Regions from separate parts of the Homo sapiens genome. Here region 2 is linked to region 1. Evidence: chromatin loops called from intact Hi-C (ENCODE). Cell type or tissue: CD14-positive monocyte. All regions are shown on one strand. Each heading gives the region's core, and the rest is flanking DNA. Links, peaks and the distances in the headings are about the cores only.

Evidence for each region. A loop is a pair of places that touch in the nucleus more often than their neighbours do. Peaks named below come from ENCODE experiments on the same cell type or tissue, not always from the same donor. Only the 100,000 strongest peaks of a DNase experiment are listed, where the experiment ranks them.
Region 2: a loop joins it to region 1, with 2.3 times the contacts of the local background. A loop is called at or near these places in 2 of 110 quality-filtered maps.

What each region holds. Positions count from the first base shown.
Region 1 is chr4:40,718,002-40,720,916 of GRCh38, reverse strand. No RefSeq gene overlaps it. Among named protein-coding and RNA genes, the nearest start is that of NSUN7, 30 kb to the left of the region's middle. In CD14-positive monocyte, for the core only: CTCF peaks have their summits at 1,512 and 1,712; a DNase peak (open chromatin) is centred at 1,706; H3K27ac peaks cover 30 bases.
Region 2 is chr4:40,652,053-40,654,967 of GRCh38, reverse strand. No RefSeq gene overlaps it. Among named protein-coding and RNA genes, the nearest start is that of RBM47, 24 kb to the right of the region's middle. In CD14-positive monocyte, for the core only: no CTCF peak of the experiment used is centred there; a DNase peak (open chromatin) is centred at 1,217; H3K4me3 peaks cover 444 bases; H3K27ac peaks cover 1,600 bases.

The DNA.
Region 1 (2,915 bases), core at 256-2,755:
TATTAGTTTACAGTGCAATTGATGTGTACATTTGTAAGATTTCTTCTTGCAAAGTCAGCAGCCTGGGGATCTTAGCAGAGAAACGGATAGGTGGTTTGATCTGGAGTCGGTCTTTTTGCCTGGCACCTGTAATGGAAGAATGAAACGCAGCAAGGATGACAGAGTTTTTTGCAAAAGAGTAGTTGCAGTAATGGACCATGGAACTTAAACTGTAAAGGGAAGGAGGTGAAGGTGGGAGAAGGTGATATGCAAGAAGGCAGAGGAGTCACGTTTTCCTGGTATCACATGCTTTGAGTCCCCTTACTATCCTGGCCTCATTTTTGCAACTTGGCCCTCCCATTTGGCAACGTCCCTTTTAGAATGTGGCATCCAACTGCAAGCCCCTCAGTCTTGCACAATGTTCTAGCTTGGCCTGACCATCAAACACCACATCATTGTCCTTGTTTTAGATGTCATGCCTGAAAGATGTCGATGTCCAGCATCATTGAGAGAACTCAGAATAATTGTTAGACACGCAAGATCAATGAGCAGAAACAAGGATAGGCAGACTTTTAAAATTTATTGGAATGATCTGATACTTGAAAATCTTTTCCTCTGCATTAGCTAACTGAATGTCCAATGAATAATCATGGATTATCATAGCTAACAGAATATCCAATGAAAAATCATGGATATTCTGTAATACAATCACTCTGGCTCATCAACACCAAACATAATTGCCATGAGGACATTATTTTATGAATTATTAGAAAAGCATAAAGTACTAACTAAATAGGGAATTTCAGAGTTAATGCAAAACCTCAAAATGGCTTTCAAAGAAGCTTATTTTCTCAGAGTAGTTTAACCAATGGGAGGAAAATCACTTCTGGATTATACAGAATTTGTTCATAAGGTTTGATCAGAAGGTGACCTAGTGATGAGGCTACTAATAATGGGAGAACTACACGAAAGAACAAATCTGCTGTTATGAGGCTCCAGGGCACAGGAACTATTACTCTAATTTCAAGTGACAATGAGTTTTTATAGCTGATAGCTACTTATGTCTCCCAAAACACTCTAATGCACGTTCCTGTCAGAAATTTGTGTATTTAATAGACTATATTCCCGATGTCACCTTTCCATCAGATTTAAATGAATCGGGTATAGTGTCATGTTTTAATTTCTCAATAAATATATGTAACAGGAATTTTCCTACTGAATTAAAAATGTCATTTCAGTGAGATAACCAAATTGATGATACTCGGAATTTGCAATTCATCATGATTACTGCCAGATTTAACAAATATAATTCACTTTCTCCTACTACCCTGTGATTAGCTAGAGGTCATGGCTTTGACAAATCTAGACTCCCTGGTGCTTTGGGTATAACTCTTGCCCACGTAACTTCTGTTATTTCTTATGAGGTATATGAAGGTGAATAGCATGCAGTTTTTACACCGGGGAGGGCATTTTTCTTCAGCAAAATAATTATCTCATTGCATTTCCCACTGGAATAGCTGACACCCCCCTGCCCCTCAAAAACAGAGAAAACAAAGGCTATCCATTTTAGTCCCCTCACGCTAGGTTTTTTTCCTTACCATTTCCCCCTTGTTTTTTCCATTCTTGGGGTATTTGGATATGAGGGAAGATGAAGAGGTAACAGACTGAGAAGTGTTCATTTTTCTTGTGTCGCTCTTCACATTGGCCAGCAAGGGGAGTTGTAGGAACAATTACAGTGGTTTGAGCTGATACACTTGTGAGCATACCTCTCACGATTGGTTAGGAGTCACAATGTCTTTTGCCCTGGACTCCCTGTGTAACACAGGTAGTATTTTGTGTACCAGTCTAGTTTTCCTTTCATCTCATACTTTGCTGACCAAAAATTAATTGTGAACTTCAAAATAAAAACCTACTGAAATGGTGAGACATTGGAAATGAAGTGAGCCTTCTATGCCCAGGTGGCATAAAAATCTAATTGTAGCTTCAAGCAGCCCAAGCCCCTTTAATGCGGATAAGAGAGCATTCAACTGACTTCAATAAAAAGGGACTTAAATGGAAGGGAGGTAGCCTTGAGGAGAGCTGGCGCTGACTGCTGGGACTGAGGAGGCCATTGTTCTACATTCTCCTAGGGCTTAGGGAGATTGACAAGGCACCTGCTGCTTTCCAGAGATGAACGTTTAGGTCAGCCCTGAAAACACCCAGGCCTGAGACACTCCCCTGGCCTCTTGGCCCCCTGCCATCCAGGTGCAGGAGATTCAAAGGTACAAAGCAAAGGCATGGGAAGAGCCCTTTGGAGAGATCTGGGGAGACTGTTTCTGCTCCATGAACAATCCAGGACAGCTCTCTCCCCTTTAAATCATCTTTCATGCTTCTTAGCTCCAAGGCTTTCTATGTTCTTCCATGGATTCCTCTACTGTATCTATGCCATAGGAACATTTGATTACTAACCACTTTCACAGATCATGGTTCACTTCACTGAGTTTGGGACCAGGATCCATGAATATGTACCCTATTTAATGCCTTAATGCTGCTTTCCCAATTCCCATCCTGGCTACTGAATATATTTTGCTGTTGACTGCAAAATAGACTAAAAATCAGTAATCACTAGTTTTCTGAATGTGAAGTTCAGGTTTTTATTTCTATGTTTCTTTTGTTAAGTACTGAATAAATTTTGTGCCCTGTGCTTAGTTCTCCAACAGGCTGTGTTATATAAAGGAGAGAATCTGGGCTTAAGAATAGGAGATGTAGTCTTTCTTTTTTTTTTTCTTTTCTTTTTTTTTTTTTTTTTTTTTTTTTTTACTTTATGGTACTACAGGCACATGCCACCATGCCTAGCTAATTTTTTTAATTTTTTGTAGAGAGGGGGTCTCACTGTGTTGCCCATGGTGGTCTCAAACTGCTAGACTCAAGCAATCCTTGCACTGTAGCCTCCCATA
Region 2 (2,915 bases), core at 277-2,776, 66 kb after region 1:
ACTTTGGGAGGCTGAGGCAGGTGGATCACGAGGTCAGGAGATCGAGACCATCCTGGCTAACATGGTGAAACTCTGTCTCTACTAAAAATACGAAAAAATTAGCAGGGCGTCATGGCAGGTGCCTGTAGTAGTCCCAGCTACTCGGGAAGCTGAGGCAGGAGAATGGCGTGAAGTAAAATCTCCAGGGGAGGCAGAGCTTGCAGTGAGCCGAGATCGCGCCACTGCACTCCAGCCTGGGCAACAGAGCAAGACTCCATCTCAAAAAAAAAAAAGTAAAAGTACCTAGTTTTGTTATCTAACTTATTAAAAAGATACTTGTTTTTTAAAAATTTTACATGCTGTTTCCCTTATTTCTGTTTACTTCATAATCTTTCTTCTTCTTCTTTCTCTTTCATTTACTAGAACTCAAATTAGAGAGTTTGAAATGCGTAGCAATACAAATAGTTCTTGGATTGATTTCTGACTCATCATCTTTTAGCCAAACAGCTTGAAATTACAATCAATTGCCTATCTCTTTGGCAGCCTCTGAAGACTCCCTTAGATTTCTGGAGCTGGGAGTTCTTTTTGGTGTTATCTAGCACAGCTTCTTCATGAAACAGAGGAGAGTAAAGGGGGTAAAGTTACCGCAATAAGTTCAAACGAGTAAAGGGAAAACTAGAGGAGTCAGAACTAGAACCCGCACGTGCAATATTCCAGCCCAGGTTTTTTTCTTCTTCCCTTTGCTCTTCCATGAGTGCTATCCCTCCTCTATCCTTTTACTTAAACGAATGTATATTATCTCCTTAATCCCATGTGATGGATTCAAGGGTGATTTTATTTTAGTTTTTATTTTTTGAGACAGAATCTTGCTCCGTTGCCCAGGGTGGAGTGCAGTGACGCCATCTCAGCTCACTGCAACCTCCAACTCCTGGGTTCAAACGGTTCTCCTGCCTCAGCCTCCCGAGTAGCTGGAACTACAGGCACAGGCCACCAGGCCCAGCTAATTTTTGTATTTTTAGTAGAGACAGGGTTTCACTATGTTGGCCAGGCTGGTCTCGAACTCCTGACCTCAGGTGATCTGCCTGCCTCGGCCTCCCAAAGTGCTGGGATTACAGGCGTGACCCACTATGCCCCACCTTCAAGGATCATTTTAAATATCAGTGGGTTACACAACTGTGACACTTGAGACACATCAGTCATAAGACTAGCAAGGCCTCTTTGGAAATCACAGCTTTCAAGATGGGAGTCTCCTCCCAATTTTTTTGTTCTAGTCTTAGGGCGGTAACAAGAGGCTTTCTCGTGACATACCTAAGCCTTCCTGCTTTGGACTGAATTGAAAGTAGGGCAGTACTTGCCAATCCCGTGATATTTTGGTGTCTCTCTCTGGTCCTCACCAAGATTAGGAAGTGGGAACATTTAAATCCCATGCCTGCAGGCTCCCTTTCTCCCTCCCTTCTTTTTTTCTTTTTTCCTTTTTCTTTCTTTCTTCCTTTTAAGCCAAGCACACTGCTAAACCCAAATTGGGAGATTTTCCAAAAGTTAGGCCTCTTTAAACTCGATCCTTTCCCCCTTCTTTCTCCCACAGTCATAATGCCTGCCTCACAATGCACCCAAAGGCAGTAAGTCTACAAACGCACAGAGGAGGAAAATAGGAATCGTGTACTGAGTTGTATTTATTTATTTCATTTTTAATTCCTCTTTTACTATTTATTTATTTTTTTGGCCAGGCGAAGTGGCTTATGCCTGTAATCCCAGCACTTTGGGAGGCTGAGGCAAGAGGATCACTTGAGGTCAGGAGTTCAAGATCAGCCTGGGCAACACAGAGCAATCTACCAAAAAAAAAAAAAAAAAGAAAGAAAAAAGTTGGGCATGGTGTATGCCTGTAGTCCTAGCTACTCAGGAGGCTGAGGTGGGAGAATCACCTGAGGCTGCAGTGAGCTATGATTGCACCACTGCACTCCAGCCTGAGCAACAGAGTAAGAGACCCTGTCTCTATAAAAATAAAATAAAACTTGTTTTTTTAGCCGGGCGCGGTGGCTCACACCTGTAATCCCAGCACTTTGGGAGGCTGAGGCAGGCAGATCACCTGAGGTTGGGAGTTAGAGACCAGCCTGACCAACATGAAGAAACCCCGTCTCTACTAAAAATACAAAATTAGCCAGGCATGGTGGCGCATGCCTGTAATCCCAGCTACTCGGGAGGCTGAGGCAGGAGAATCGCTTGAACCTGGGAGATGGAGGTTGCGGTGAGCTGAGATCATGCCATTGAACTCCAGCCTGGAGACAGACTTTTTTTTTTTTTTTTTTTTTTTTTTTTGAGACAGGTCTTGCTCTGTCACCCAGGCTGGGTTCAAACTCCAGGGCTCAAGGGATCCTCCCACCTCCGCCCTGTGTGTAGCTAGCTTACAGGTGTGCACCACTGTGCCCAGTACCATACAGAGTTTTAAATTATTATGATTTTTATTTTGAACACATGACCTCAATCAAACCATGATAGTTATCTTTTTTTTTTTTTTTTTTTTTTTTTGAGATGGAATCTTGCTCTGTTACCCAGGCTGGAGTGCAATGGTGCGATTTTGGCTCACTGCAACCTCTGGATCCGGGGTTTAAGTGATTCTCGTGCCTCAGCCTCCCGAGTAGCTGGAATTACAGGCACACACCACCACACCTGGCCAATTTTTATGGTTTTAGTAGAGATGGGGTTTCACCATGTTGGCCAGGCTGGTCTCCAACTCCTGAGCTCAGATGATCTCAGCCTCCTGAAGTGCTGGGATTACAGGCGTGAGCCACTGCGCCCGGCCTCTTTTTTCTTTTTGTGAGACAAAGTCTCACTCTGTTACCCAAGCTGGAGTGCAGTGGTGCGATCTCGGCTCACTGCAACCTCTGCCTCCCGGGTTCAAGCGATTTTCCTGCCTCAGCCTCCTGAGTAGCTGGGAC